Regions from separate parts of the Homo sapiens genome. Here region 2 is linked to region 1. A link is an interaction called in ENCODE POLR2A ChIA-PET data of the cell type or tissue named here. Cell type or tissue: OCI-LY7. All regions are shown on one strand. Each heading gives the region's core, and the rest is flanking DNA. Links, peaks and the distances in the headings are about the cores only. Region 1 overlaps UMAD1 (UBAP1-MVB12-associated (UMA) domain containing 1). Region 2 holds the start of LOC124901586 (a long non-coding RNA gene).

The links. Peaks named below come from ENCODE experiments on the same cell type or tissue, not always from the same donor. Only the 100,000 strongest peaks of a DNase experiment are listed, where the experiment ranks them.
Region 2: POLR2A ChIA-PET joins it to region 1 with 16 read pairs; 2 of 35 experiments call an interaction of 5 or more read pairs at or near these places.

Annotation. Positions count from the first base shown.
Region 1 is chr7:7,765,202-7,781,967 of GRCh38, forward strand. All of the region lies in intron 2 of UMAD1 (UBAP1-MVB12-associated (UMA) domain containing 1), which reads left to right. Among named protein-coding and RNA genes, the nearest start is that of RPA3, 55 kb to the left of the region's middle. In OCI-LY7, for the core only: no CTCF peak of the experiment used is centred there; DNase peaks (open chromatin) are centred at 7,510 and 8,910; H3K4me3 peaks cover 2,180 bases; H3K27ac peaks cover 1,854 bases.
Region 2 is chr7:7,910,683-7,927,448 of GRCh38, forward strand. It overlaps LOC124901586 (a long non-coding RNA gene), which reads right to left and starts at 12,539. Exons shown (of 4, transcript XR_007060206.1): 1 at 12,424-12,539; 2 at 9,455-9,613. RefSeq lists an enhancer at 9,895-9,944. In OCI-LY7, for the core only: no CTCF peak of the experiment used is centred there; DNase peaks (open chromatin) are centred at 10,029, 11,379 and 13,359; H3K4me3 peaks cover 3,791 bases; H3K27ac peaks cover 5,086 bases.

The DNA.
Region 1 (16,766 bases), core at 5,151-13,150:
ATCAGTTTACTCTATGTATCTGTCTCTTCTGTGTCTGTCCTTTTTCTTCCAGTAGCCAAATTTTTAACCTCGCCTTGAGATCTTTCTTTCAAAATACTCCTTTGGCTTCGAGTGCAGTACTCCAGTGCTTAAAAACAATAATATTTAATCAATCATACCATAGCTTCAGAAACCATTGATGACTTGTAAAAAGTTCTAATTCTGATTAAATTTTGATTTTTGGCTACTCTTATTTAAAATTTTATGAAAAGTAAATTTATCATATTAAACAAATTTAATAATTTTGGTAGCTTAATATTACAATTCTAAAATTTGCTTTTTAAAATTGAAACTGTTTAGGTCATTGACTTTGTATACTTTTACTGACCCATTAGTCATTTCTTGAGTTTTGTCTCTGTGTCAGGGATTGAGGTAGGCCTGCCCTGAGGGTTATGAATGAGGTGTGGTCTTTGGCCTTAAGAAGCTCACATTCTTGTTATGAGCAATACTTTTGTTGACTGAGAAATCATTAATATGTTCAGTCAATATTTATTGAGCTTCAAACTCTCTGTTAGGCACTGGGGATACAGTATGCTAAGCAAGAGGGGAAACTGGGATTCCTACAGGCTTGTTTAGTAAGCATATATCTATCTGGTTTTATAAATAGAATGTTCTACTCAAAATTTTGGAAATAATTTTTTCCCTCTATTTAGTATCTGAGTTTTTTTTGAATACTTATTAATTTCTTAGTCAACAAAGTAGTCCTTGTATATATAACAAATGGTAGAACAGTTCTCCTCAGTTACATATCGTTGTAATAGTGGAATAAGAATTGTAATCAGAATTAGCCTTCTGGTCATTTGTTTGGGATGGATCTTCTGTTAGAATCCAGATATGGCAGATAGAACCGAAATGTAGCAGTTTCCTTCTTTTAATGTTAACAGTGATTGTGCTAACACATAAGATTATAATAGAGCAGCCTTGTCAATAGCAGCAAAATTTACTTGTCTGTTTTTCTCCCAGAGTACATGTGTAGTTAATCAATTTTTAAAAATATATTTTACTACAAGTTATTGCTTATTCCAGGCATGCCCAATGACATGCTATTTATTACTTCTTTTTGCAGATCCACAGTTTATATTAGGAAATAAAACTTCTACTGTTTAAAATTGAAGTTCATCTGATTAATAAACTGATATTGCCTCAGGTTTCAAACTCCGTAGTGAATAAAATAGGTCCTCGTGTAGTTTAGAAATAGTATACCAGCTGCAAGTCCAGAAAATACTTGCTGTTACTCACATAATAAAAGAACTCCCAAAGCCTTATAATTTATATATTCATAACTGCTTCTTGTTGAATTTCTTCTTCTCAATCATACAGGTGCTGCTTTGGTTTAAAACTTACAGCCCTCTTTAGGCAATCTACAGTTTCTCCAAAGTGTTTAATTTTTTTCCTTCTTATATTGTGAGCTGGTTAATGTTGAAGATAGCACTTCATTTAAAGTTCAAACCTGTGATTGTTTTAAAAACTTACCTAGTATTCATTTTTTCATTTAAATATATATGTAATTTCCTACAAATGTGTACTTGTTTATCTAAGATTTGGACAATTCATTTTAAACCATATTATTCATTTATTTTGAAATATTAAGATCCTGCCATGTTCCAGGCACAGATCCAGATACTGACTGCACATTGGTGAACTCAGCAAAAATCCTTGCCTTTATGGAAACTTACTGTCTGGTGGAATTTATATTTTGGTGGATTCTATAGGCATTCTTGCCTATTCTGCTTTCATAAATCCTCTAGACAGGTATAATATAAGCAACAGTTTCAAGTTCTGTCTTTTAAGGTCCTTTCACCCAAAAAAAAGATGGCATGAGTGTATTGCTTCAGAGATGATCATTACTGTTTATTGTGAATAGTGAGCATTTCAAGAAATTAAGCTCTTTTTTTTTTTTTTGAGACGGACTCTCACTCTGTCACCCAGGCTGGAGTGCAGTGGCACAATCTCGCCTCACTGCAAGCTCCGCCTCCCGGGTTCACGCCATTCTCCTGCCTCAGCCTCCTGAGTAGCTGGGACTAACAGGCACCTGCCACCACACCCGGCTAATTTTTTGTATTTTTAGTAGAGACGGGGTTTCACCATGTTAGCCAGGATGGTCTCGATCTCCTGACCTCATGATCCGCCTGCCTCGGTCTCCCAAAGTGCTGAGATTACAGGCGTGAGCCACCGCGCCCAGCCAGAAATTAAGCTCTTAAACAAAAGTAGGATTAAACAATGTGCGTTGCTAAGCATGTTTATTTTAGGTTTCAATTCCAGAGTAATAGTAGCTGGAAAGCAGCATTTTTACACAATTTAATAAAAGGATAAATATTTTTTCACGAGATCATCAGTAGTTTAATATGGATTTTGTAGTAAAGTGCCAGCTCTGGATCATAATAGCAACAATAACCGTTACCACTCACAACAGTAACAGTTAGGGGCCAGGTACTGGTTTGAAGAGCCTTGTTTATATTTATGAGTTTAAGCCTCAAAATAATTCTTTGAGGTAGATACCATTATTATAACTCTGTATTACATATAAAGAAGCTGAGCCTAAGCAACTTGCCCGAGGTTACAAAGCTAGTGAGAGGCAAGGCTGAGATGAGATCCCAAGCAAGCTGGCTCTTCACCTCTGTGTTCTACTGCCTTATATCCTTAAATACTGTATATGCTTTCTTGCTTCTTCATTCTAGGAATTAGCTGTCTTTCAGATATGTAAATATTAATTTGTGTAGCACATGTCATACTCTGAATGTGAACATGAACATACTGGTTTTTCTATTATGACTTTTTTTTCTTATTCATGACTTTCCTATCTTAGAAAGGCTTCTTTTTAAAATTTCTAGCCCATAGGAACCTGGAAATTTATTTGTTTGGGTTCTTGTGTTTGCTTACTTTTTAATTAATTAATATTATGATTTGTTTTTATATGCCCAATACCCTGGCAGATTTATCAAATTTAAAATGAAAATTTAGTCAAACTCATTGCCTAAAAATTTTATTTTTCTGTACCTCTGGAAAAAAATGGAAACAGAAAAGCAGCCTTCATTCTTCCCATAAAAAGAGAACAAGCATAATTTTGCCAAATGTGTGTTTTGAGAGGGATTTCCTCATTTCTTAACTGCAGTCTAACAGAAGGTTATTTGGGCTTACTTGTCCCACTTCAGACTTCTTACTGGAGCAAGTATTTCTGCCGTTCTGAACTCCACACACTGTTCTCTTACATGTCTAGGCTGTTTGCTTCCTCGGACCATGTTCCTGGATCACTTTCTTCTTCTGCCTATGCATTTCTGCTCATCCTCCGAGATTAAACTGCCATCAGCTTCTCTGAGGAGGCCTGAAAACTCCTCCTGCTCTGGAGGAATTGCTGCCTTCAATGTCGTGCTTCATTTTATTCGCTCATGTGTTTATCAATTAAACTCCTTGAAGACAAGTGTTATTTTTTTTCCTCCTACTTGTTTCACTGCTGAATCCTCAGCACTGAAAGTAGTGCCTGGTATATATTAGATATTTCGTATTTGTTGAATAAATAAATAAATGAATGCATAGTATATTATCGCACTTTACTATATTATATGTAATAATTTTGTACTTTCTCTTCTTCCCCAGACAGTAAGCGTCTTATGTTATTCATCTTTGTATGTTTTCCAGTGTCTATAACATATTAATTAAGTCAGTAGCTGTTTGCTGAATTAATGAGTGAGCAACTAATTAATACCTATAGCTCTCTGTGGTATTAGATGGAGATGATTAAAAGGAGGGGGCTAGAATGAGTGGTGACTAAAAGGACCAGTGCATTGTGAATTTCTGAAGTCTGAATCAAGAAAGGAGGAGCAGAAACACCAAGACCAGATGTCCCTTTTCATTCATCTGTCCAGAAATTTAGCTTTTGTTTGGCTGCAATTTGCACATTTGGGCATACCAGTCAAGCTGAGCTCCAGATACTCATTTGTCTTTTAGGGTAACATGGTTAGGGAAATAGTTGTAGAGATAGGAGCTCTCAGTGAAAACTCAATAAATCTGCTTCTGTCAATTAGGGAGACTAAGTAGCTTTAACTTCCATAAAAATCTCAAAAATAATTGCCCTTTAATGTTCTTTTTTTTAAGTTTTGGAGAACTTTAGAGGATTATGTTTTGAATTTAGATTAGGGAAACAAGGACCTGAGGAATGATATACAAGTTTATTAAACATGATGGGGTGGAGGGGATGCTTGATGATACCCATTATCCCCTTTTCTTCATGCGCCTTAGAGAGCCTCCCCCACTGACAGGATGGGCGTTTGCTGCATATCATATGATTCCTTCCCCAGTGAAATGCTCGTCGAGTGCTTGCTGTGTACCCAGCTTATTGGTTTGGTGGGCTGCCTACCCAGGCCAATCAAATTTATTGTGGAATGTTTCTTTTTGGAGTGAAGGAAGACAGAGGGAAGGAGAGGGGAGTAGGGGGAAGTGCATTTATGTAGAGGAAGCAGCATGTCCTACGACGGAGTCCTGATAGTGTGGCATGTTCTGGAAATGGTACAGTATGTTCATTATGGTTGGAACACACATTCTAGGAGAGGAAGAGGGACTAAATTGCACTGGCCCTGGGGAAATTGAGCTAAATGGATAAAAGTAGGCATTGAGAGCTGTTGGTGATTTATAGCCCATCAGCACCATGATCACACTCTTCCCGCTTCTCCTGCTCACCACCTTTGCAACCAACTTTCCTCTCACTGTGCTGATTGTCTCTGGTACAGATTTATGATTTCCAGCCTCAGCTCAGTGCTCAGGATGACTTTTCTTTCCCTTTTTTATTCTTTCAGACTTATTTCTAATCAGCTGCTTTCTTCATTATTAGTAGTGACTGTTCCAAACTGGAACCGCTGTTCTCAGGCAGTCAGCCCTACTTATCCCCTCATTTTAAAGTAATAATTTACCTCCCTTCTCATATTTCTAAGGAAATAGATAATATCTGGCACATACTCCCTCGGCTTGCCTCCCCTCCGTATTCAAACTTACCTTCATCACATTCATCCTTACCGTCTTTCTTTCTCCCCCAGAGGCAAGTGCATCTATGAAGCCATCCCCTCCTCCAGGGCTCTGGAGCCTGCCTAGCCTGCCTAATGCTCTGGGACCTTGCTCTGTTTATCATTGACTCTCATTCCTTTCTTACCACAGTCCCTTTCCTTCCATCTTATAAACATTTCCCAATCCCCGTTGGCATAAAAACACCACTGTTCTCAAGATACTGCTTGCTTCCCCTTGTTTAAGCAAGAGAGGTAGATGGTCTGAGTATGTAGGAACATTGGCTGTGATGTTGAGGGGTGAGTCAGGGAAGGCAGAAATTAGAGAGAAAAGACCAGTTAGGAGGGTGTCGAATTAAGGTGATGGTGATGGAGAGGAGACAAGTTTGAAAGGCATCTAGGAGGTAGGATTAATTACAATTTGACATTCAGTGATTATGAGAGTTGAAAGAATGATGATTCTTGTGAATTGAGAAAGTACAGAATGAGGAGGTGCACATGTACCCTAAAACTTAAAGTATAATAAAAAAAATGAGGAGCAGGTTTTATGGAGACGATCATGAGTTCACGATCGTCTGGAAGTGTTGAGGTGAACTGCTCTTGGACATCTAGTTGGAGAAATCAGGTAAGCAGTTGAAAGTATGGGGCATATGATGTATAACTTAAGAAAAATATTCGTTATTTAGAAATGGCTTTGGTAATTAAAGATGTCTTGGTGTATCTTGAGTTAGTCTTGGATAAGATCCCCTAGAGATGGAGTGAGAAGAGAGCAACCCTAGAGAGTAACACAGGAGGTGGAGGAAGAGGACCCTGTAAAGGAGCCTGAGAACAAATGGCAGAAAGAAAGAGGGCAAATATGAGGTAAATTTTTGTTAGATGGAGGTTTTTGTTAGTTTTTTTTTTTTTCTTGGAACGCTTTGAGGACAAGGATAATTGTATTGACAGCTTCTAGCAAAACCAGCCTAAGTTGTATATACCCAATAACTATGTATTACATTGCATTATTGACAGGGCTTAATTAAAATAAAGTCTCATCACTTGTTGAGAACTTCCTTTGCCTGAAATCACATATAGCTAGGGTTTTTGGAAGGAATGAGGTTGTAAATGAGACAGTTTGGAAAGGTAAAATATCAATATATTGGAGCTATATGGCAAAGCTGATGGTTAGGGGGTGCCATCGCTGCGGCAGCCACAGGATGTTATTTTCAGTATAAACCTCTTTGCTGATTGAGGTGATTTTGATTGCTGTCAGGTGTGAGAGAATAATCATTGGCTGCTAGCAGTTTTGCCACTGAAGTTGGGGGTTCACAGATCTGAACATTTTCTTGTACTTTAAATCTCCATAATGTTTTATCACATTTGAATTCCATTGCAACCCTCCAGTGATGAGTCAGAATTAAAAGCTGTTCTAAACTAGATTATATTCTTATGTTTCTACAAACAATCTTCTTAAGGGCAGGGATAGAAATTAGAGCAATCAAATAATTCATCCAAAGCCACTGAGGGCATGGTTTGGCCTCACATTAGCTATGGCCCACTTAGGGTCTCCATGGGTGGGGGTGAGAGTGGAGGGGCTGGTGCCTCAGGAGCTGTGCAAGGTTACCCATAGGAGGTGTGCAAAGTCTTAAAACTTCTATTTATAAGCAATTTTATCCTATTCTTAACAACTATTTTTGTATATGTTTAAAAATGTGCATTAGATATTAGTATAGTGCTCCATGCTTGTAGGTATATATATCTATATATATATGATTTACATAAATATGGCAGAAGCATGCTCTAACATTTTGAAATTGACAAGTGTGTGTTTGATTAAAAAAAAATACTTTGGAGACCTCAAGATTAAATTGTGATTACTGTTTGAGCATTGTAAATTAACTGGGAATATTTAGAAGTTTCTTAACAAACTTGTGTCAATCATTTTAGCTATTATTAGATTTCCAGTAATAGCTAAACCTTTGTGTTTTAGTTGCAAAATGCAGATGTGTTTCTTGACCTTAATTCCTTACTATGGATTTTAATGGAGAGCCTTAAAACACAAGTTGAAAACCGTTTGTTGTACTTTTTGTGAATATGCTGAAGTTTTCTCATGAACTAACTAATGCCTCTCCACATACGGTATGTTCTTTGCAGTCATTCTTTAGTCACAGGCAGTTTAAGCTGTTAAATAGTATCTTGCTTTGAAAGGTAGGCGGATGGCATTTCTATCTTCTGGTACATCTGGTAAGTTAATATATACAGTCTCTGAGTATCCTGCAGGGACCTGTTTTTACATGCATACAGGGATGTTTATGTAGAAATCAAAGGCCATGAATCAGAAGAACACAACTCTTGTTTCCAGTGTACTGGAGGCTTGAAAAAATTGGCTTTGAAAAATTGAAAGTAGTGTGGTTTGTTTTTATTGTGGAACCGATCAGGAAGAACAATTTACAGTCATTGCCATTCTTCACAGATGAATGGAGTAGAGGTGCCTGCCTCGTGAAATGGAGCAGCTGCGCCCGTTTTCTCTGGGCTCACAAAAACATTTGCTTTTTAATCGAGAACTTTAGATGGTAGGGTACAGTTTGTTTTCATGATGGAAGTGGTCAGTTGTGCCTTACCAGACAGCTGTAGTGTAATTAAGAAAAACTGTGTGAAAGTGGATTAGATATAACACAAGAAGCCTTTTTTATTTTTTTTTAAAGAGGGGTTTCCCCTTAAATTTATTCATTTTTTTCTTTAATGGTTCAAAGGAGAAATACTGCTATCATTCTGGTCCACAAGATTTTTGCTACTTCAGGATATCATTTAGCTCTAGGAAACATGAGATGCTCTGCTATAGAATAATTGCTTGTTTTTGTAACAAGTGCAAACTAAAAACTACAGGTTTTAAAGATGATTTAGTTTGTGAGAGATTTGCCTTCAAAACAAAGCTTAAAATAAAGAATTGCACAGTTATATTTACATTAACTTTAATGCATTTTAAAAAGTGACCTACTTTTATAATAAAGTTGTGAGGCTGCTTTTTAGACCTGCTTTGTACACAAGTTGCAACATTAGGGGATCTTTAAAAACTGTTAGGGTATTAGCTTTTTAAGACCAGAAACCATGAGAGGAGAAAATTATACTTTTCTTGATAAATTTTAAAATGAGTTAGTCAAATAATAATGAAATAAGCTGTTGAAGTGTTGATGTAGCTAAATGTGCAACATTAGGCTGTCAATTTACTTTGAAGAGCATACACTTACTTTATGCAGCAGACTTTGAAATAAGAATAGAAATGCCTTAATTTGCATCACAGTCTACAGTAGCAAAATGACTTTCAAGGTCAGAGGGAGCTTAATTTCTAAAAAAAAACACAATAACAAAACCAAACAGGAACCTATTGTGTTCACAAATAACCAAGATTTATTTGTACTAGACACTTAACCTTTATAACTTTTTATACAGATTGCCCAACACACTAGAAACCAAACTTTTCATCCTAAGCAAAGTAAAGGTGCCAGTTTCAGGTTTGCTTTAAAACATTTTTATATGTTGATTTTCTGGAGGAGACTCTTAGGCTTTATTTCAGTTAGGGGAATTTGGAAGGCTGGTTGAAGGGAGGAGGTGAGTGAGGAGTTACAGCCCAAATGCTCTTACCATTTCCAGCCTTGCAGCCCTGCCCTGGGAGGTATTATAAGGAGGACGAGTCTATATTAGATTGGTTGGTTTAGAGAAGAACCCTGGCTGCTGTTTCTCTCTGGCTCACTGATGGCGGCTCTCTACTGATTTCTTTTGTCTCTCCTCACCACAGACCCTAAGAAAACACTGAGAATCAGGCCATCCATTCTAAATGGCAAACCATGGCTGCAGCTTGATAGCTGGTGCTTTTTCTGTTTGCAAACTGAGTCCTCAGGTGCACCAAAATCTTCTTCCCCTTTCTCTGAGCAGCTTCTCAGGCTTAGATGCTACTCTGACTTCTCGACAGACTTCTGCTTCTGTAGAACATGAGCAATGTTGTTTAGGAAAGAATGGAGCAGAGTGTGGGGTGGATTAGAAAGGTAGAGTAACAATTAAGAAACTGAGGCAGTTTTTAAGGTCAGAACAATAATGAAGAGCATTGAAGGTAGATAGCAGCAGGATGCAGCAATAGAATTATGGGACATGCTAATTACTAGAATCAGAATCAAAAAATCTGGATTAAAGTTCCAGCTAGCCTAGCGTTGTGGGAAAGCCATTCCCTCACTTTCTGTTTCTTCATGTATAGAGTGGAACCTGTTCTACATACCAAACAAGTTGTAAGTCTCAAAAAAGAAAGAGAGAGAGCTTGAGAATGTGAAAGTGTTGTGAGGTAGTATAGTTATGGAACTGTTTGACCCATTTATGTCCTTTTTTTGGGAACTCTTGACAACCAAGGAAAGAGAATACAAGAAATATTAAATTTTACTAACATAGATTCTTTGTGAGTGCTCTTAAAGCTGTTTGATAATCCCACTACTTATCTCTGTTTGATTCCCAACCCACTGCTTTCTCATAACACCAATTTCAACTCTTGTCATCCTTCTCAAGCCCCAGGCCCAGTTCCTTCTATTTTAGTCTCAGTAGATAAGTTCTTCCCCAATTTTGCCAGGAAGGTTGAGCAAAGCCCTTGAGTTTCCCTGGCCACCATCTCAAAATGTATTTCTTCACTTAATTTCCATCTCACTTTCTGTCTCTTCCTCGCAAAGGTAACCTGTATCCTTATCACATTCTCATCCCATTTCTTCTCTAACCTTTCTTCATCAATTATTTCATGTCTTTCTCTTGTTCTTTTAATCTCCTCTACCGGTCCTTCCTCATAGCCAAGAAACCCTCTTTAAGTTCACTGTCATATGTGTTTCTTCCATTTTCACTGCCAAAATTTTCCAAAGACTGATTTGAGCTCATTCTTTCTTCACCATTCATGCTTTCTTTTGGTCCATTTCAGTATGGCTTCTGTCTGTTCAAATAAGCACATGAAAAGATGCTCAGCATCGGTAGTTATTAGGGAAATGTAAATTAATACTGCAATGAGATACTACTTGATATGGTTTGGCTGTGTCTCTACCCAAATCTCATCTTGAACTGTAATCCCCATAATCATATGTGTCCTGGGAGGGACCCAGTGGGAGGTAATTGAATCATGGGGGCAGTTTCCACCATGCTGTTCTCATGATAGTGAGTGAGTTCTCATGAGATTTGATGGTTTTATAAGTGTCTGGCATTTTCCCTGCTGTCTCTCATTCTCTTTCCTGCCACCCTTTGAAGAGGTGCCTTCCGCCATGATTGTAAGTTTCAAGCCCTCCCCAGCCATGCAGAACTGTGAGTCAATTAAACCTCTATAAATTACCCAGTCTCAGGTATTTCTTCATAGCAGCATGAGAATGGACTAATACACTACTACACCCACTAGAAAGGCTAAAATTACAAAGACTGACCATACCAAATGTTGATGAGGATATGGAGAAATTGGAATTGCACATATTGCTGGTGGGAATATAAAATGTTACAGTCATTTTGGAAGTTTGGCTGTTTGTAAAGGAGGTAAACATATACCTACTATATGATGCAGCTATTCTACTTCTAGGTATTTACTCAGGAGAAATGAAAAAATATACTATGTGATTCCATTTAAATAAAAATCTAGAAAATGTGAACCTATAGTAATGGATAGCAAAGTGGTTGCCTGGGAATGAGTGTATAATGTTGGAAAAATGGATTACAAAGTAATACAAGGAAACTTTTCAGGGGTGATGGATCGTTATGTAGGTTGTGATGATGCCTTCACAAATATATATAAACTCATCAAATTTGATACTTGAAAATGTGTAATTTGTTATACACTATACCAAAACAAAACTATTTTAAAAAATCATAGAACTGCACACTGAAAAGGGTGAGTTTTATAGTATGTAAATTATCCCTCAATAAACCTGACTTAAAAAACAAAACAAAACAAGACATATGGAACCAGGCACAGTGGTATGCACTTGTAGTTCCAGCTACTTGAGAGGCTAAGGCAGAATGATCAGTTGAGCCCAGGAATTCGAAAGCAGCTTGGGCAACATGGCAAGACCCCATCTCTAGAAAAGAAATAAAAATATGAAAATGCAATCAATATGGGGAATGAGAGTGCAAAAAGTAATTGTTAAACGCTAATCTCAAAATATTGCATACTTTGTAAATCCATTTATATAGTATTCTCAAGTGACAGGGTTATACAGATAGAGAGCAGATTAGTGGTAGCCAGGTTTAGGGATAGTAAACCATGGGGAAAACTAGGTGACGGGCACACAGGAATTTTCAGTGTTGTTTTTGCAATTATATGACTAAAGAATCTGTATCACAAAAAGTTTCTTTTGAAAAGGCCTTTTAGATATTGTATTCTCTAATGTGAAACAAAGACAGCATGCCAAAAAATAATCAATCTTTATAATTAAATCTATAATAACGGTTACTCTGCAAACACTTGAAACTAAATTTCATAGAGATGATTACAATTTAACATTGTATTGTTGTAGACAGAAGGCACAGGAAGAATCATTTTCCAATTTCTGATCACCCTATCTAAATGTTCAAAATCTTAAATTCGTTTTGACTAGATAATACATATAAATGGCTAAAAAATATATGAAAAGTAATACACTGAAAAGCCTTCCTCCAACATCTGTCATCGATCCACACAGTTCTTCCTCCTCCAAAAGTAAACTACTACTGTTCATCTTTTATGTATTCTTTCAGAGTTTATGTCTACACGAGCAAATGCAGGTGTATCTTTTTACCCTCCTCCATGCTTGTATGCAAAAGGTAGCTTACTATACCAACTCGTTTTGCGCCATACTTTTTTCACATAACAATGTATCTTAAGACATTTTCAAGGTGGTATGCAGCTTTTTAATTTTTTCTTTTGACAGTTAGTATTGTATTATATGACTGTACCATACTTTATTTACTGATCTCCTGTCTAGCCATTTAGATCATTTCCAGACTTCCGCTTGTAAAAACAATACTACAGGCTGGGCGTGGCGGCTCATCCCTGTAATCCCAGTACTTTGGGTGGCTGAGGCGGGCAAATCACAAGGCCAGGAGTTCAAGACCAGCCTGGCCAACATGGTGAAACCCTATCTCTACTAAAAATACAAAAAATTAGCTGGGCGTGGTGGTGGGTGCCTGTAATCCCAGCTACTCGGGAGGATGAGGCAGGAGAATCGCCTGAACCCGGGAGGTGGTGGTTGCAGTGAGCTGAGATTGAACCACCGCACTCCAGCCTGGGAGACAGTGTGAGACTCCATCTCAAAAAAAAAAAAAAAAAAGAAAAACTACAGTTAATATTCTTATATTTATGTCATTTCATACATGAGCAAATATATATATATATATATATATATATATGTAATTGCCAGTATTTGGCTTTTTAACCTAGAAAAAAATTTATGTTGTTCAGTCTAATATCTGTAGAGTAAATGTTCACATATGTAATTCTTTGAGACAAAATATTTAGCATCCTTTTGATTTTCTGATCTACTTCCAGATACTCGTGATAGTCTGGATGTTTAAAATTTGTAAAAGGGAGTGGGGAACCTTTATTTAAAAGCTCCTTTTCAATATAGTTAAGGGGGAAATACCCATGTACACAGGGCTATTTCTGGAAATCCTTTACCAGTAACTTCATTCAGTAACATATCTAACTCTAACCCTGATCTAGCTGTGTTAGGCTTCCTTGCCTGCTAGTGAAAGCCTTTGCTCTCCCCTTATTAAAAGGCCTGAACATAAAACTCTGAGACTGTTTATCCTTCCCAAGTGGGGCATTGCAGAAAAATATCTTCTTATTCGCTATCAGTGTTACTCTCTATTGATCATCACAATTATTGCAACTTTAATATTATGACATTGTATGTCTTATGCAATATTAGGTTCTCTGAAAAAGGCTTTTTGTACATATGACAAATAGGTGGAGTATGCTCTTCTACACAGTGAGCCAACCAGCCGTCATCTTGGCTTCTCCAAAACTGGTTTTGTGTGTGTGTGTGTGTGTGTGTGTGTGTGTGTGTGTGTGTGTGTGTGTGAGAGAGAGAGAGAGAGAGAGACAGAGAGAGAGCGTAAATATGGCAAAGTTTAACAACTGATGAATATAGGTAAAGGTGAACAGTCTAGAGTGTTCATGGTACTGTTCTTTCAAATTTTCTGTAGATTTAAAGTTTTTCTTTTTTTTCTTTCTTTCTTTTCTTTTTTTTTTAAAGGCAGGTCTTGTCACCCATGCTGGAGTGCAGGGGTGCGATCACAGCTCAATGCAGTTTCAACCTTCTGTGATCATCCAATCTTAGCCTCCTGAGCAGCTAGGGCTACAGGCGTGTGCCACCACAATTGGCTGATTTTTTATATTTTTGTAGAGATGAGGTCTCGCTCTGTTGCCCAAAGTAGTTTCAAATTCATGGCCTCAAGTGATCCTCCTACCTTGGCCTCCCAAAGTGCTGGGATTTTAGGTGTGAGCCACCACACTCAGCCTAATGTTTTTCAAAAGAAAAAGTTGAGAGCATATTCTTTGTTGAGATTATTTATTGTGAATTAGGGGCTGCTGCTTCGTTACCTATTGTGTTCTTTTTTGTTTTGTTTTGGTGTTTCTAGGTTTGAAGACATCTTAGAAATTCCACTTCTAAATAAAAATAAGAATAAATGCTAATAGCAATTTATACTTATTAAGGGTTTCCTCTGTGCCACACGTTAGGCTAAGCATTTTATATGGATGATCTCATGTAAACCTCTTATCAGTCTATTATTATCTTCATCATTTTTCAGATAGGGAAACTCAGGCACAGTGAGGTTAAATAATTTGCCTAAGGTCACACAGCTATCATATGGTAGAAATGCTACTTGCCACCATTTCTATCTCTATATTTCTGTACTTCACCTAGGTTTCATTTGCCCTGGTCTTTATTTTCCTCTGAAGTATTTTGAAGTGAGAGATAGGTTATCCTCTGGCTCAAATTTTTAAAGAATTAACCTAATCCAGATAATAGGATGATGTGAAGGCCTCATGAAAACATAAAAATTGATATAAACAGGAAGAAAAATCTTTTTTTTAAAAAGAGATAGTCTAGCTCTGTCACCCAGGCTAGAGTGCAGTACTACAATCATAGCTGACTTCCTGGGCTCAAGCAGTCCTCCCTTTTCAGCCTCCCCAAGTAGCTGGGACTACAGGTGTTCATCACCACATCCAGCTAATTAACAACAAAAAAAGTTTCTACAGATGGAGTCTCACTATGTTCCCCAGTCTGGTCTCGAAATCTTGGCCTTAAGTGATCCTCCCACTTTGTTTTCCCAAAGTACTAAGACCATCCTTCCACTTTAAAGTACTGAAATTACAGGCATGAGCCACCATGCCCAGCCCCGTTTTTTTCCTCTTCATTTTCTTTTCCTTTATTTCCTTTATTTTACTTTATTTATTTATTTTTGAGACAGGGTCTCACTCTGCCATCCAGGCTGAAGTGCAGTGGCACAATCTCAGCTCACTGCAACCTCCACCTCCTGTGCTCAAGGGATCTTCCCACCTCAGCCTCTAGAATAGCTGGGACTACAGGTGCACACCACCACACCTGGCTAATTTTTGTATTTTTGTAGAGACGGGATTTTACCATGTTGCCCAGGCTGGTCTCAAACTCTTGAACTCAAGCGATCCGCCAGCCTCTGCCTCCCAGAGTGTCAGGATAACAGACATAAGCCACTGTGCCCGGCCCAAGTTTCTTAATATATTAATTTGCCAAGCTCTACAAACAAGAACTGCTTTGTGTACATACAGTAGTCAAAACTTGCTGGTCCCTTTTCTGAGTTTGCTTATTTGTTTATACACTGACTGGCCTGCCAAGGGGCATTATTGTTCTTTTTCTGTATATTTCCTGTACATTTCCCTCTCTGTTGACTCTTTGCTTTCAGAACTTAAACAGGTTCCAGTGTTCCTGTCTTAACAACCATTGCCATTTACTACACACATCCTCTAACCACCCCCATCTCTCTTCTTCAAACTAAGCTCTCCTCATAAACAATTCCTATGAGAGACCATAGGGGTATTTCCCCATTTCCTGCTGGCTCCTCTGTCCCTCCCAACTACCCCCACAGACTGTGCTCCCAGTGACCTCCTTTCCTTCTAGCAATTTTCCTATGCTATTCTTTTATTTACAAAACTGGAACTGTATTTTATGCACAGATATTTTATAGCTTGATTTTTTTCCTACTTTAATATTAGGGACTTTCTTTTTCCAAGTCATTAATTTTTAAAAACTTTCTATTGATGAATAGCATACATGCAGAAACATGCACAAACGATAAGTTTGATAACCTTTCACAAAATGTCGTTAGCGTCCAAATCAAGGAAAAGAAATTGCAGAATCCTAGAATCTCCTCCCAACCCACTCCTTTCAGTCACTTCATCCAACTTCCAAAGCAATCCTGACTTCTAACAGCACAGATTGTTTTACATATATGAAATGTATGTAAATAGAATCATATAGTGTGTACCTTTTCTGTGTCTCACTTCTTTCACTAAAGATTATGATGTTTGTGAGATTCATCCATATTGTTCCATGCACTTGTAGTTTGTTATTCTCACTGTTATATGATATTATATTGTGTGTTTATGCATTAATATGTTTTAAAACATAATGTTAATTCCTATGTAATATTCCATTGTAGGGATAATTAATTAACTTATTAATTACCCATCATTTTTGCCAGGTTTTCACTATTAGAAATAACACTATAATAAACATCTTTCTGTAAATACTTGAAGAAATTTCTGATCATTCCTTAGAATAAATCCTGGAAGTGGATTTACCAGCTAAAAGCTTATACATTCTTCAAAAGTTCTTGATACATATTGCCAAATTGCCTTCTAGAAAGCTTATACCTGTTTACTTTCCTGCTGGCACAGTACCTGACACATAAACATTCAATAACATTTTGTTTACATGAACTGGATGAACTAAATTCTTTTATATCTTAGAATCCTAGAAGCTGAGTTTTCTGTGTCTTTGATCTGCCTTCTTTCCAGTTCATTTTTGTTTTAATGAATTTATACTAAAAACAATTTAATAGTACATAGGGCGCAGCTTCCCCTCCCGACCTTATTCTTTTTCAAAAATAATCTGGTTATTCTTGCTCCTCTTTCTTTTTTTTTTAGTGGAAATTTAAAATATACTGCTGCATTCTGGAAAAATCACTGGAGATCTTATGAAATTGCATTGCTGGCATTTTCTTTACATTAATGTGGAAAAAAATGTCATATTTATATGTTTATAATCCTATCCAGAAATGATTCTCCATTTATTTAATTATTTTTTATGAAATGCATTTCAGTAAAGTTTTATAGGTTTATTGTTGCAGTAAAGTTTGATAGCTTTATTCTTAAAATTTAAAAATTTTATTTGTGAATATTTTATATTTTGTGACTACTGGGAATGAGATATTTTGTTTCCATTATAATTTCGTTATGTGAAAGCTATTGTATCTTCTATATTAATTTTGTATTCATCCTTTTTAGCAAGCTCTTATTAATGTTAACAGTTTTTCCCTTATAATACTTTTGGGTCTGTGAACATTTAATTTATAATTTCAGAGAGGGAGAAATTAATATGTAGAATAAAGAAATAGAAAAATGGTAACCTTGAAAAAATTAAAAAATAGAAATGTAGAATTCTGATCTGTTCTTTTAATGCATTGAGGTACTCATTTTTATCAGTTCTCAACTATTTTCTCTAGCTTTGT
Region 2 (16,766 bases), core at 5,894-13,893, 150 kb after region 1:
AGCTCTAGAACGCTCTGTATTATCTTTGCAACCTTTCCATAAACCTAAAATTATTCAAAAATAAAAATTTTGTTTTAAAAAATAGCATGTACCATACAATCTCTCTCTCTGAAACTGCTCCTAATTGTCTAGCTTTCTATTTGTATTTATGGATTCTATTCACCAAATGTTAGTAATCTTTACTTTGGGAAGTAATTTACTTCTTTCTTTGTGCTTTTCTGTATTGTTTGAATTTTAAAAATATATATATATATATATTACTAAAATAGTGAAGTCATTTTTTAAAACATTGGAGGCTGTTTTGAAAAGATGACTTCTAAAAATCTTCCAGAAAACTCTATGATCTTTGATTTGGTGTTATTTTTTTAATAGCACTGTCTCACCTATAACATTCTCCTTAGGCACCCAAAAATGATTTTATGATGAGGCTCCAAGATTGATACTCTGTGGCAGGACTTGAAAAATGACCAGGTTGTGTTACCATAAGAACATGTTCCTGTTTTGTTTTGTTTTCTTTTTTATTTTTCTAGTTCATTAAGGCTGCTATAACAGAATACCATAAACGACAGAAATTTATTTCTTACAGTTCTGGAGGCTGGGAAGGCCAACATCAAGGCACCAGCAGATTCAGTGTCTGGTGAGGGCCTGTTCCCTGGTTTATAGATAGCTGCATTCTCACCCTTACATGGTGGAAGGGGCAAATGAATTATCTGGGGTCTCTTATTCATAAGGACACTAATCCCCTTCATGAGGGCTCTTACCTCATGGCCTAATCACCTCTCAAAGGCCATGTCTCCTGATACCATCACATTGTGGGTTAGGATTTCAACATAAGAATGGGGTTGGGTGGGGAAGCAAACATTCTTTAAATAGCACCGACCCATACATAGCTTAATGGTTTATGTCAGTGTGTTACTATAGCTATTTGCTGGCGATAAGCATCGTAAGGAAATGAAAGGCTTTTGGTTGCAATTCTCCTGTGGTTCTGTCCAGTGAAGCAATGAGTCAGGGATTTTTATCTCCAAATCAAAGCAGAGCTCACCTTTTAGTAATTGGAGGAATTAAAAGAACAAATTTCCTAAATGTTCTATGTTCTAGTACAAATAAAATTTTTTAATACTCTGTTTATCCTCATATCTTCTATTTTCTTTGTTCTCTTCATCTTGTCTCTATGTCTCCTGATGTCCAACCTCTCTCTTTTGATCCTTTTTTCTTTTGAGTCAGGGTCTCACTCTGTCACCCAGGCTGGAGTGCAGTGACGACATGATGGCTTACTGTGACCTCAACCTCCTGGACTCAAGCCATCCTCCCACCTCAGCCTCCCAAGCAGCTGGTACCACAGGCACACACCACTAAGCCCAGCTAATTTTTTTATTTTTTGTAGAGACATTGTTCTGCCCTGTTGCCCAGGCTGGTCCAGAACTCCTCTAGGCTCAAATGATTCTCCTGTCTTGGCCTCCCAAAGTGCTGTGGTTACAGGAATGAGACACTGCGCCCAGCCTCCTTTGACTTAAAATATTAGGTCTATTGTAAATTCTCAAGGGAGCCATTTTTTTCTTTTTCCACTCTAATACTGTGAATTCTTTGCGGATGGAGAGACTGTTCTCTTCATTTCTGTTTCCCTTCACCTAGCACAGTCCTCACCCATCAAATCATGGAGGATTGTAGCCACAGCTGCAAATGGAACCCTGGAGTTTTCCAGTTCCTCCTACTCATTCAAGTTCTATGTCTCCCTTCTTCCCTTTGTTTTTCTTTCTCAGGTCCTTTTTCTTCTTGTAATGTAGTTATAGGCTTATCGCCTGTATTCTGTGCCTTCTGAATGTCCAGGCTCTAAGGTCATTCTGCTGATTATATGAGGCCAGGTCTTCCCTTTAACTTGTGCTTCTGTAAGGTAATAATCTAAGCTATACCAGTGGTTCTTAAACTCTAGCAGGCATTAGAATCACCTGGAGAGCTTGCTAAAACAGACTGCTGGGCCCACTCCTAGAGTTTCTTAATTAGTAGGTCTGGGATGGCACTGGAGAATTTGCATTTTTAACAAGTTTCTAGTAGATGCTGATGCAAATACTGATGCTGCTAGTCCAGGGACTACACTTCGTACATCGTGGATCTACATTCTACAGAATCATTGGCTGGGCTAGCTCCTCCTTTGCAAGGAGGCAAAAAGAAATGCAGATGTTCAGTGTCTAGAACTTATCCATAAAGTAAAAATAATAGGAAGAATATACATGTTTTATTTTAAACCCAAGATATAAAGGCGTTTTTTCCCTTATAATGATTATTCTTCAAATCATCTCTATACACCATAAGTAAAGTTAAAAGTGCTAAAGGAGGAAAAACTATTGATATTTCTATCAGAACACATAAAAAGGTTAATTATGGCATGCACGTCTTAAAGATCTCCTTGCCATCTGAGCCATCTCCAGAAATACTTGCCATAGAACAGAAATAGAAATGATTATATGAGTAAATTATCACCCACACTCCTCGCATGCATCATTTCATACCACAAGCCTTTTCTCTTTTCAAGGAATAATGGTTTTACATTTTACTTTGTGATGGCACTCTAATTGCTAAATATAATAGGGGCATTATGCTACAAAGTTAAAAGACTCCAAGTGAAAAGATAAGTCAAATATAGTAATTTCACACAGCCAATGATTCTTCAAAGTATGCTTCTCTTTTTTTCCAGCTGTCTCCCAATTGTGAACTCTCACAGACTCATGAAAATTGAATACTAAGGCAGAGAAAAGCTAACAGGGATCCTAGAATATTTCTAGTCCAGGAGTCTGTAACTATGATCTACTGGCCAAATCTGGCCCACCACCTGTTTTCATAAATAAAATTTTATTGGAAAATAGGCATGCCCATTTTTATTGAGAAACAGCCGTACCCGTTGTTTACATATTCTGTGTGGCTGCTTTCGCACTATAATAACAGAGTTAAATAGTTGCAACACAGACCATGTGGTCCAAAGCTGAAAATATTTACTATCTTGACCTTTACCAAAAAAGTTTACTGACTCCTGCTGTAGTTCCAGCTACTCACTGGACAGATTAGAAACCTGTCTAGAGGGAGAGAGTTGGGGAGGGCAGGAGAGAATGGAGGGAGAGGTAGCTCAGGTTTCCACATTCAAATAGAAACAGGATTGCAGAATGTGAGGCTTCTCCCTAAGCAACTCCTGTAAGAGCTTTGGTCCACTGAAAGCCAGTCACAGCTGCCCTTCATGTATTAGTAGAGAAGGGGACACTGGAGTAAGTTTGTATCTCGTTATAATTTTCAAAGAACCTCTTCAAATGTCCACCCCAAAAAGAAGAGCAGTGAGACAGAAGTGTGCTTTGATGTTAGTCCAAAGTGTTATTTATGGCATTTATTTGCACACGTATACAAAAACACATTAGCAGCCTAACCTTTGGGGCTCATTTCTAATAATGAAAAAGTCCTTTTTCATTGATGAGGAAATCATTAGGATCATCTTGTCTTTCAGAAAGTATACTAGCATTCTGTCATGTAGTATTCTCCATAGTGCCCAAAGCTTTCAGGAGAATATGCCTTATAGTGGGAATTCTTATTTCTTCAAGTTATTAGTCACTAAATTGACAAAAGTATGTGAGTGTGTGTGTGTGTATGTTTACATTGCTATTTTACATAATTTATATATCCACGTCTAAAATAAAATGATATAGTGGTGCTAGGTGTTCCCTAATCTCTCTCATTTATATGTTAAAAATATATCTATTCTGTAAATGAACAGAAGCCCCAATTCCATGGTTTCAGGTAAGTGCAAAGATATTTACAATGAGTTAAAATGGAGTATTGTCACAAAAAAGGACCGTTATTTTATTTGGTCATTCATCAGTTCTTTATTGGGTACCTCTTCTGTGCCAGGAACCCACTGTACTGACATGATACGCACCAAGAGGCTAAGAGGATCTCGTAATCTGATGGGGTGATGGGGGAGGTCACATGCAATACAATGTCTGCAAGTTCTGCCTTGGAGAGAGCCCTGGAAGAGACATTTGAGTGAAGTCCAAAAGATGAATAAGGGCTTGCCATGCAGATATGCACATGCTAGGGAAATGAAATTCACTTTTAATGTTAATTCTCCTGGGAGATGTTCTTGACTCCTTAGTCCAAACCCCTTAATATCCCTATTCTGTGTTCCTATAGCATCTATCTATCACAGGACTTTTCTGTCTGCCTGGCATTCAGTAGGTGTTTAGCAAATGAATGAATAATAAGTGAGTGAGTGAACACATGGAGTGAGTGAATTATGAGTATACAAAAGTCAGAGGTGTGAACCACTATGGCCTATTCTTGGAACTGCATATATGGCTAGAAGATAGGGCATGGGGAAGGAGGGACAGATGTACCGGGATATGAGGCTGGAGAGGTAGGTCAGGGTAAGATTGTGGAGGACCCTATATGCCAATCTAAGAATTGAATTGTATTTATTATTTCAGCAATTTCATGTTGGCCCCCATTCTGTGCCAATCCTGTGTTAGGCTCTGGAGACACAAGATTCAGCCCTTCCCCTTGTAGACCTTACTGTTTCACTGAAGCTACATATATATATATATATATATATATATATATATATATATATATATATATATATATATTTTGTTTGTTTGTTTGTTTGTTTCAGAGACAGAGTTTCGCTCTTGTTGCCCAGGCTGGAGTGCAATGGTGTGATCTTGGCTCACCACAACCTCTGCCTCCTGGGTTCAAGTGATTCTCCTGCCTCACCCTCCCGAGTAGCTGGGATTACAGGCATGCGCCACCATGCCCGGCTAATTTTGTATTTTTAGTAGAGACGAGGTTTCTCCATGTTGGTCAGGCTGGTCTCAAACTCCCGACCTCAGGTGATCTGCCCGCCTCAGCCTCCCAAAGTGCTGGGATTAAAGGCATGAGCCACGGCGCCTGGCCACTGAAGCAATATTAATTGTGGATAGGATATGGGCCCTGGATGTAGACTGCCTGGGTTTTAGTTTTAATTTACTCCATACTAGCTGTGTGGCCTTCAATTTCTCAATGCTTCGGTTTCCTTATCTTTAAAATTGGAGTAATAATAGAACCTACCTCATAGTTACTGTTGTGATTAAAATGAGATAATATGTGTGAAACTTCCTGGCACATAGAAAGTACCCAACAAATATTAAGCACTCTTTTTACTGGGGAAAATGGACATTAAACAAGTAATTAAAAGTGTGATGGGGAATTGCAGAAGATGAGGCCCATAGTGCAAAGACAATGTAATGGTGGCAGGTGGTGGTGTGCTGTGGAAATGATCTGGAGATTCAAAGAAGTACTCTCTAATGGAAGAATGGGTGGAAATGAGACTGGAAAGGAGGCAGCAGCCAGCTCATGGAGAGGGTCAGGGTCAGATTTTGGACTTCATTCCAGGGTCATTGAGAGCCACTGAAGAGATTAAGCATGGGTATGACAAAATCAGAGTTGTGAATTTTTTTGTTTTTGAGACAGGATCTCTTTCTGCCACCCATGCTGGAGTGCATTGGCATGATTAAAGTTCTCTGTAGCCTTGATCTCCTGGGCTCAAGCAGTCCTCCTGCGTCAGCCACTTAAGTAGCTGGGACTTCAGGTGCATGCCACTGCACTTGGCTAATTTTTTTATTTTTTTGGAGAGATGATATCTTGCTGTGTTGCTCAGGCTGGTCTTGAACTCCTGAGCTCAAGCAATCCTCCTGCCTTGACCTTCCAGAGTGCTAGAATTACAGATGTGAGCCACCATGCTTGGCCCAGAGTTGTGCTGTTAATAGATGAAGAGAAGTGGACAGATGTAAGAGATTGCAGGAATCGAATTGACAGGAATTGGTGATTGATTGACTATAAGATGAGAGGGGAAAAAAAAGAATGTAAGATGACTCCCAAATTTCTGGATTGAGCCATTGAATTAATAGTGTGCCATTTACTCAGGATCTATGAAAGGAGGAGCAGACTTTCAGGGGCCGTTGAAGTTGAACTGCCAGTGCAGACGGTGATGGAGCTTAGAATATAAATGGGCATGGAACCTGGATGTGGATGAGATTGTCAAGGAAAACATTTAACAAGAAAAGACAACCAAGATGGAATTCCGGGTGTAGAAGAAAACCCCAGAGTAGACTGAGCAGGAGTACTCAAAGAAGTTGGTTAAAAACTAGGAGATGGTGATATGACAGAAACCAAGGGAGGAGAAAGGAGGGCATGGTCAACATTATCCAATGCTGCTTCATTTTTTAATAAGGATTAAAAATCGCCCACTGGATTTGGCAATTAGATCTCTTATCAGGGTCATTTAAAACTCTTCTAGATCCTGAACACAGTGGTTTCTGAGGATCCAACCACATATTACAGCAAACATTAAAATGCACCAAACTCCATATTAAATTTATGTCATAAAAATTTAGGAGATTAACCTTTTTCCCTTTGAAATTATTACAAATTAAAATGTTCTATTTTCTTCTGTATTTGAGTCAGTCAATTTTTAATTTTTCTAAAATGTTTTTCTAAACATTTTTTTTCAAACATTTTATAGGTTCTTGAAAATGTGGAGGACCTAGGCTGTCATAAATAGTGACCATATTCAGGCTGGGCACGGTGGCTCATGCCTTTAATCCCAGCACTTTGGGAGGCCAAGGTGGGCAGATCGCTTGAGGTCAGGAGTTCGAGACCAGTCTGGTCAACATGGTGAAACCTTGTCTCTACTAAGAATACAAAAAATTAGCCAGGCGTAGTGGGGGCTGCCTGTAACTCCAGCTACTCGGGAGGCTGTCTGGAGAATCTCTTGAACCCAGGAAGAACAGCCTGCAGTGAGCCGAGATCACACCACTGCACTACAGCCTGGGCAATAGAGCCAGACTCTGTCTCAAAAATAAAATAAACAAAACAGATAGACCCACATTCAGAGAAGGCTACAGGGGCCATGGAGTGAATGAGTGATGGAGCCAAGACAGTTAAGTATGAACTTCTCTTTCCCAGACATAGCAAAGAAAGGAAAGAAAGAGATGGAGAGAGCAAAGAAGGCCGTAAAATCCAGGTAGAACATGATTTATTTAAGATTGGAGTTTTTCACATGGCTTAGAAGAAAAATGTAGCAAAAAAAATTGATGACTCAGGAGGGAGTAGTAATATTTGATCAAAATGCTGCTTAAGGAGACAAGAAGAACAGATCCAGAACATAGGTAGGATTCACCTTCTTTAATGTCCCTCTTTGTCTGAATCCAGATGGAAGGAGGTGTAAGAACAGGTGGTGGATAGGTGCTCACATCCTATAGCTATCATTAATAATGAAATGTTAAAATCACAACTCTCTCAAGTAACTGCCACCACCATTTGGCATTGTTCTTCTAAAGATCGGAGACTACAATAATGGCAGCAAAAGGTCCCAGCAGTTAACAACTCTGTTTCATAAATAATTTCAAACTACTCTGTGATGCAGAGTGCTGTGTAGATGCCTGTTGGGGTTTGGCCCCTGATTCCTTTATGAGCCAAGAAGAGTCAATGTACTCTCTCTATAATAGATGTTGGCAGTAAAATGCCCACCTGTGTCAAGCAAATTGATTTGTCAAAAGCACCATCTGATAAATTTGTCGATTTACAGAGAAGGCAGGAGCTTTATGGGAAGTGCATTAACTCTTTGGGGCCCTTGGGGCAACAGAACTAAATCATTGCTGCAGTACTAAATGATTTCTCTAATGGCCCCAAAAGTAAATGCGTCCCCCAAAATCTCAGATGTTCCCAGGTGGTCATTCACCCTCTGAGACTTAAAATGATTACAAATACTTTTCAAGAGCTATATCGGTGGCCCAGTTCTCACTTTGCAGATAGGGGAACTGAAGTTCATTCTAGGCCAGTTAGTAACAGTTTAGAGTAGATACTAGCCAGCTTAAGTGGCCAGCTAATAATTAGCATTGCTGCTCTGACACCAATAGATATTCCAGTGATCATCTCAGTAAATATTTGTCATTTGAAGTGTAACTGCTCACAGTAAAAATACTCCATATTCATTCCCACAGAGTAGACAATTAGCTCCAATAAGATTGACTTATTGAATGTCCTTTTGCAAAAATTTTATTTTAGTTGTGGCTTTTTTTGTTGTTGTTAGATGGTTGTCAATTGTAGAAATAGAAATGAAAACTCAATAAAGAAGATAGGAAAACTTTGTGATAGATGCTGGAAGTAGGTCTCAAATTTCATGAGCAAGTTTATTAAGCTCATACACTGAAGACATTGGGTCATCTTTGGAGGTGTTGCTTAACAAGCCATGAGTGTTTCAGAGCTGAAGGGGGCCTTGAAAGCCTTAACTCAAGAGTGCTTATTTTACAAATGAAAAAATTGTCTCTAAAGTGGCCCAGCCAGGCCTTTTGCCTTAAGCTTGCAAAGTGAGAAAACCTGTTTACATAAAGACAACACAGAATGGGGGTCAGGGACTCCCAAGACTTGAAGACTAGTGGCCACAGAAAGGGGGAGAAAGCATTGTACATGGTTATTATTATTATCCAGATTGATTGTAAAAAGGCCCACCAATTCTTGGGCCTCTTCCCTCAAAAGGAAAAGACAACACATACACACACATGCACACATACACACACACACACACACTCACCTACACACATAAAGCAAAATTAGTTACCAAATGATAAGCATGTAAAACTTGAGGCAAAGAAGTTCTATTCTGGGCTTATCCACCTCTAACCTCAAAGCTTACTTGCATGGCTAACAGCTTTTAGGAACTTCATGACCAGATACTCAATTGTAAATTTCTCTAGAAAGAAAAAAATAAAAGCTACAATAACAAAATGTACTCTGTAAGCACAGTTGAACCTTGAATATTTTTGATGTTGCTTCCCAGTGTATTATGAATGTGTTATTATAAGGTTTACATAGAAGAGCAATGATCTGTGTAATTTCTTGCCTAAAATGGTAGTCTTTTGGTCAGTTGACCAAGAATGAGAACAGCTTAGGGTTCTGGGATTGCATGGAATGAGACATTGGTTTTGTTTGTTTCGTTTTATCTTGTCATTGGCGATTAGATTTAGGACATAAGTGCCAAAATAGGCCATTTTAATCAACATTGGGACTTCCCTGTTAAAATCTTGGCTGAGTTCAGTGAGTTTCACAAACACATAAAAAGCAAGCTTAAATACTGGCAGAGGGTGGCCTGAAAAGGAAATTCAGCTTTCTTGCTGAATATTATTATTAATCAAAATAAGTATAAGGATCAAATAATTATAATTGCATTAAACTCTTTGGGGACTTGAGACTTCTGTCATTTCTATAAACTAAGAATAGCTATTATTGAATTCACTTATGAATCACAATTCCTTACACTTATTTGTCATCTTACACATCACAAAATGCTTTCACCTGTTATGATTTGGTTTGATGTTCACAGTGCAAATGTGCAGGACAGGTATTATTAGCCCCGTTTAATAGATGAGTGAGTTGAACTTACGAATGGTCAAGAGCTCTTTCCATAGGCAACATTGCCTCTAAGATCCTCTTAGCTGTCCCTTTGTGATGAATAATCACTTCTTTGCTCAAGGAAGAACTAGGCCTTCAAAGGTTGCTGTCATTTTATATAAATGTTGACTGAAGGTGTGCACAACCTGACCTGGAAATACAAGAAGTATGTCATTGACATATCTTTATGATATTCAAGCAGGTTACCTTTTTTCTACCAATAATAATTGAAATAAATTAAAGAGAGTACAGATTAAACATATGTTTTCAATTGATGGTGGGAATGTAAAGAGGCTCTTAATGAATTTGTTAACGGCTGTTTCCATTTTGCTCAATGCTCGGTTATCAATGCCAATGAGTTTTGGACTTTGATCATAATAACATTTACCTGTTTCTTTAAAAGCTGTTTTTTTTTTCATACTGAAGGTTACCCTAGTTGCATAGTGCACTTTTGCCAGCCTGATGACGCTTCTGAATGCCTCCAGACCAGTGCTCCCTAAGAATCTGTAAACTATTCTTTTCATGCCAGCTGTTGTGCTCCTTTTATTCCCCCAATTTGCATATGGTGCTTTACTGAACAAGAGAGTTTTTCTTTCGGTTTCACCCAATGCAGGTGTGCAGTCATTCTGTGAGAGCTTTTGTAATTGGCTATGTAAATTATCTCTCAGGTCCAAGGGCCAAAAATATAGTTTTTCATAAAGACAATAAAAAACCACAATATTTATATTTTATTTTTTTTCAGTCTTCTGAGAAAATCTTTCTGCCAGTAGCAACATCACAAACGGCATCAGTCATTGTGGGAAGAGTTGGCAATTATTTTTCTAGCTGGTGTAGGTTCGTAGAAAACAAAAATTTTCAAAAACCATAAATACGTAATAAAATGTATTGGCTTACTTTGCTTTCTGGAAAAGCCCACCAAAATTTCTTTTTTGTATTTACTTTTAAAATCTTCCCAGATACTTAAGAATTCCTGGACTCTATATCCTCTCAGCCACTGTTTTTTATTTTCTCCTGCAGTCATTTTCTATAATATGCACTTATCTCAGACTCAGAACACCAAACTGAAATAGGTGGAAAATTTTTCTTTTTTCCTCAGTTATATTTATGTGTACGGATGCTAATTGGGGTAAAATGAAGGTACTGTGAATCTTCAGACATTATAGAAGATCTGGGCTTGTCAAAATTTAAGTGCCCTTAACCTTTATTAAGTATTGTAACCAGAAGTCCTACAGATATATAAAAGGTCAAATATTTATCATGTGTACAAATCTGACCCCAATAATAATAGATTATTTATCCTACAGCTCTTTTAAAATGTCAAAAATCATATCACATCTCATATAAAGAAAATATGTGATTTTCATGAAAACTAATTTCATTAATTATTCAGATGTCACTAGCCACCAAATTTTAGATGATTTTGGACTTAATTCCTTCTCAATAAACATAAAATAAATTAAACTTTTATTGATATGAACTATTGCTTTACTCCAAATTTTCACAGTCCTTAAATAAAAATATAAAGCAGGAACTCAGACATTTTCGCCAAATGGCTCCTTTCACCCTTAAGCTTTGTTCAAAGTTTTGGCCAATTCTATGAAAGCCCCAAAAAATAAAAAATAAAAACTTTCTCTGCTCTGTCCTTAAAAACTTAGTTTCCAAGTTAAAGTTTATAATCACGTTAAAGTCACTTGACTTTTAATGTTTACATTTTATAGAAAGAAAAAGGAGTATTTGAGTTGGCTTCTAGTAGGTTCCAAATGAGGCAGAGTAGAGCCTTAAATTTCTTGTAATGATCAGAAGGCAATGCATCCTTTTTATTATGTGGTAATCTGTTGGCTGAGTTCAGATTGCCAACCTCTCTGTACCCTGCTTTGGTTGACTAGTTGGCTCACTCCTCTGGATGTTACATAATAGCCTGTGCTGGTAGAGAAGGGGACTCAGACACCAACTTTAGGCTCAGACTGACTTGAGAGAGCCATAGTCTCAATTGGCTTTGCAGAAAAAAAGTCATGTTGTACCATAGACATGAGCAGTTTTTCTAAATTCTGTCATTTTAAATATGTCTTCTGGTCACTTCTCTTAGTTCTCTATTGATCAGGCCACTGGAGAAACATAAGGATTTTTACAAAGTGTTTGTCTTTCCAGGAGACCGCATTCCGGATATGAAAGTATCTAATCCCCACACACTTTCCTAAAGATGGTGCTAAGTCATCTTCCCTCACTCATTCTTGCTGGAGCTCACTCCCATGTTCCTTTTGTAGGTGGCATCTATTTCTTATCCACTGTAAATTGTGCCAACCTGCTTTCTTCAGCAGATTGTTGGTGCTAAATAAATGGTGTGATTTGTAGTAATAATGGTGATGATAATGACTCTTAAAACACCTAACTAATCCCAGTGAACTCTCAGTGATGTTTAGGCTGTGGAACACATGGTTGACTAACAGTGATAATGACTGAAAACGAGGTGATAAATTGCTATGCAGATTGTTGATGGCCTATAATTGCCTTAAAAGGGGGATATTTTATAACAGACTAATCCCATTTAAATAAATGTGTGTGTAGCATTTTAGATATATAGGACTGTATCTGTATTTTTTAATAATAACCAGCTCCCTAAAATACAAGATGCAAAACAACTTAGATAAACACTCCTTAGGTCAAGGGCCATGGGAGGTAAGAATTAAGGTTGTGTTTGCTCTTTCTTGAGTGTTGCATTGTTCCTGGGTCGGTAAGCATAACTTTAGAGACTCCACCAATATAAACACGAAACTACCTAGTTATGAGCCTGTGTTTACACAGTCCGGATCAAAAGCACAGACACTCAGGTTCATTTGCATTTGCTGCCAAAAATGTCCTAATTCTTCTTTTGAAAAGGAGCAATAATTCATATTTTGATGCCATTTACTCCCAAGGTTAATTTATATTTACAAATTTTATAACAGGCCTCATGTTCTTTACCATGTTGCCAGCACTTTCTTTTCTTTTGAGTTGCATTGTTCTTTTCTAAGGAACTGATTGTGTGGCAGATCGTCGGATCATTGCAGGGAGCACAGATGAAAAGCCTGTTATTCCAAAGGATTAAATTGCAATTCTTAGTGAACCATTGCCAAGCGATTTTTTTTTTTTTTTTTTTTTTTTACAAACCCGAGGAGGATTGGAAATAGGAAATGTTATGCCTTGAAAAGGGGTGGGAATGGTTGAATGGATGAGGAAGGACAATCATCCTAGTAAGTGTTATTAAATTCTCTTCAAGTAAAATCATGGAGCAAATAAATGATAAAATCTGTAAAATATCCAAATGGTCAGGAATAATAAGTAACTGAGTTTGTAAAGAAGTAATAATATCATGGGATAGATTTTGATTGAATCTATCCCATGATTCAGTAAAAATTTACTCCTGATTTTTATTGAATGTAGCATGTAGCATTAATACACAAAAATAATTAAAATTCCAGCTTTACTTTAGCATTTTCAGGGTTCAAGGACTATGGGGGCAGAGGACCTAAGATTTGCAAATCACTTCAATACGACCTCTTTGGGGAAGGATAGAATGTAGTAGGAAAAAAACAATGAAAGGGAATCTCTATCTTGGAGCATGATAACTGAGCACATTCCCCAAAATCTGACCTGAAATTAGGAAGAGAAATTAGTTCCGTTTGAGGTTCTAAACACCAGGAAAGTTTCATATAACCTGAGAGGGGACAGGATAAGTAAATTTTGGAAAGAAAACACCATAAAGAAGAGATGTTTCAAAATTCAATTCTGAAATATGTTAATGAACTCAGAGGAAGATAAAGGATTTAAATGCCCAATGTAATGGAGAAATTAGAGTAAGGAGGAAAGAAACTGACAATTTACCGTGTGCTCTTTGCAACAGGCAGCCTACAGGATGCCATTGTGGTTTCTGTTTGTGTATTACTCTGAGAATCAAGAACAAACTCCACATGAAATGCTGTAATAAAGAGTTGAAAAATATGCACTGAAAGTATACCATGTTTCAGGCACATATCAAGCATGATGGTACATGCTTGGGATTAAAAAGATGGATGAGATACAATACCTGCACTCTAAAAGTTCATAGTATTTGGGAGAAAAGAGAGACATACAAGAGGATGATTGCAGTCAAAACATTGGAGCAGATGCTACAAGGATATGTAATACAAATGAAGTTCAAGAATCACAACTTGCTTTGCCTGGGAAAATCAATAAATGCATTGAAAAAGGGGTAGTGTTTGAGTTGGGTCCTGGAGGATGAGTAGTTCTTCAGGCACAAAGAAGACAGATGCAAAGGATAAGGTGCATGCAGTGTGATAAGTTCAGAGTTGCCTGGGTTGAAGGAGTCAGCAGGAGAGGAGTTTGGAGGTTGGTGGGGTTAGGCTATTGAGGGCCTTTTGTAGTTGCTGAGGGGTTTAACTTTAACCAGTTAGGTGCAAGACAGTGTTACCAGCTTTAAAACAAGAGAATGATCCAATCAAATGTGTGTCTCAGAACAGAAGCTCTGGCAGGGAGGGATAGGATGAGGCTGAAGTCTGCAGGTAGCAGTCAGGAGGCAGTTGCAGCAGGGACAAAGGGGAGATGAGAGATCAGATTCCATAGATAGTTTGGAGATGATATGAGTAGATCTTTGGGAGATATTAAATGTTAGGAGTGAGGAAAAGGAAAAGTTGAAGGGGTTTGCAGCTCCTAAGGTTGTGATACCACTAACTGAAATAAAGAACACTGCAAAAGGAATACATCATTTATGTCTACAGCAGGGCAGTATGGGGGGTGGCATGCAGGGAAGGCTAGCAGATAGGTTGTTAAAATCCTGCCTGTGTAGTGGAGAAGACTACAGCTTGGAGAGAACCAACCAGAACAGTGTTCTTACCCTGCCCCACCCTATTGTGTCCCTGAGGAGAATCATGGGTCAAGAAACATTTGATTGGAATTTTGCTAATTTTTTATCTATTAAAAATGCTATTTATTTTTATTGATTTATTTATTTGTTTTTTTGAGATGGAGTTTCGCTCTCGTTGCCCACCCAGGCTGGAGTACAATGGTGTGATCTCGGCTCACCACAACCTCAGCCTCCTGAGTAGCTGGAGTTACAGGCATGCACCACCACACCACGCCTGGCTGATTTTGTATTTTTAGTAGAGATGGGGTTTCTCCATGTTGATCAGGCTGGTCTCAAACTCCTGACCTCAGGTGATCCGCCCACCTCAGTCTCCCAAAGTGCTGGGATTATAGGCATGGGCCACTGCACCTGGCCACAAAATGCTATTTTTAAAACAGGCACATTCAAGCCTGCCATGTACTGAATATTATTACAATAGAGACCAACAACATGCCAACTCGTCTCAGACTAACCTAGAATGTGGCTCTCAGAACAAATGAAGTTCCCTCTCATTACTTATAAATGGAATAGTGTCCTGATATTACAAGGCAACTTGTTTAAAAACTCATATTTTTACCATTTCCAACAGCTTATTTTTGTTGTCAAGAAAATCTCAATACTATGCAACTAGTAAGAAATCACAGAAATATCAAAACAGTCTTACTTTTCCAATTCATTGATATGCATAAATATGATAAATTTAAACTAATGAAATGTTTATGAAATATTCTTATTTATTTCTCATAGTCTATCTGATATATTAATAGTTTGGATATTTGTTGCTGCCCAAATCTCATGTTGAAATATAATCCCCAATGTTGGAGGTGGGGCCTGGTGGGAGCTGTTTGGGTCATGGGGGCACATCCCTCATGGCTTGGTGCTGTCTGCGTGGTAGTGAGTGTGTTCTTTCTGGGCCCATTCCCTCTCTGCTCCTGCTTTCACCATGTGACATGCCTGCTCCCAATTTGCCTTCTGCTTTGAGTAAAAGCTCCCTGAGGCCCCCCTCAGAAGCCAGGCAGGTGCCATCACAATGCCTCCTGTACAGTTTGCAGAATCATGAGCTAATTACGTCTCTTTTCTTTATAAATAACCCCGCCTCCGGTATTTCTTTATTTCAACACGAGAACGGCCTTACACACCATCGTATATGGATTGTGATTATTCATAAGATTTCTTTGGGTTCTACTTCTTAAAAAGTTTTAAAAACACTGAATATAAAGTATATATTACATTTATTTCTCCTGAAATTTATTTCTCAGATTGTTAATCAGGTCTTCAATTTTTGGACTCATTTAAAATTCTAAAATTGTTCTTTTGCTCTTTTCACACACATATCCATATTCTTCTTCTGGCTCGCCACTTCTCCTTCTGAGCTTGGGATTTATGCAAGACAATAACGGGAACAATCTGATATGGCAGCATAATAACCAACCAAAATATGTCTTTTCTGTTTTTCATTTTGCTTGATCATGACAACATCAAAATGCAAGAATGGGTGAACTGTTTTGAAGTCTAGGTTTTGAAAACACTTGTTTGCTGGTGTGGATGTGTGTGCATTTTTATATTTAACATTAATAGCAGCTTTCTCTGTCATTTTTACACTTTCGTTTCAAAAACAGTGGCCTGGACAGATCCTGGCAAAATACATTACGTGGTTATGGTAGCAGCTAAAATGTTTGTGGAAGAATAAAAATGTACATTAATACAATTTACACTTATTTTATTAGTTTATGTAATCTTATATGAGCAAGAATCAACTCTTCTGTTGTATATAACTTTTTAATATGTTATTTGAACTTCATCAACAGCTTCTTGATTGGGTCTCAAGCATTAATCAGGCCCCTCACAAGTACTATGCGAGGCTTAAACATCTTGCATCCATCATAAAGAATAAGTAGGACCATAATGACTAATCACATTAGCATAATTTAAAAATGCAGAGCGTGAATAGCTTTTTTCCCCAAGATTTGTAGTAAAAACATATGCACAATAAGACTGAAATGATTCATTACACCATTGACTTGTTTATATTATAACATATTTATGTGCCCGGCAGAATGAAACCATAAAACTGCCATTAATGAGTACAGGAAAGAGGTTCTGTTTTTAACTAAATTACATGAATTCATAATGAATACATTTTAAAAAAATTATTTTAAGGAAGGGATCTTGCTATCATGTTGTGTCCTTTTGGGACATTACAAAACCCATTCTCATCATAGATCTTTTTTGTCATCTACACTTTGCACTTTTCACTTAGGCTATAAGTAAATTTAGCAATTTATGAACAAGTTTCTGCCCTTAAAGCCAAACAATAAGTTGCAGGTGGAGTCACTTCGTATTGCAGAAGCAAACAGCTAAAGGAAAATGTATTCTTAGGGGAAAAAACAAGAACAAAAACACCTTTTTCTTTGTAGCCACTTAC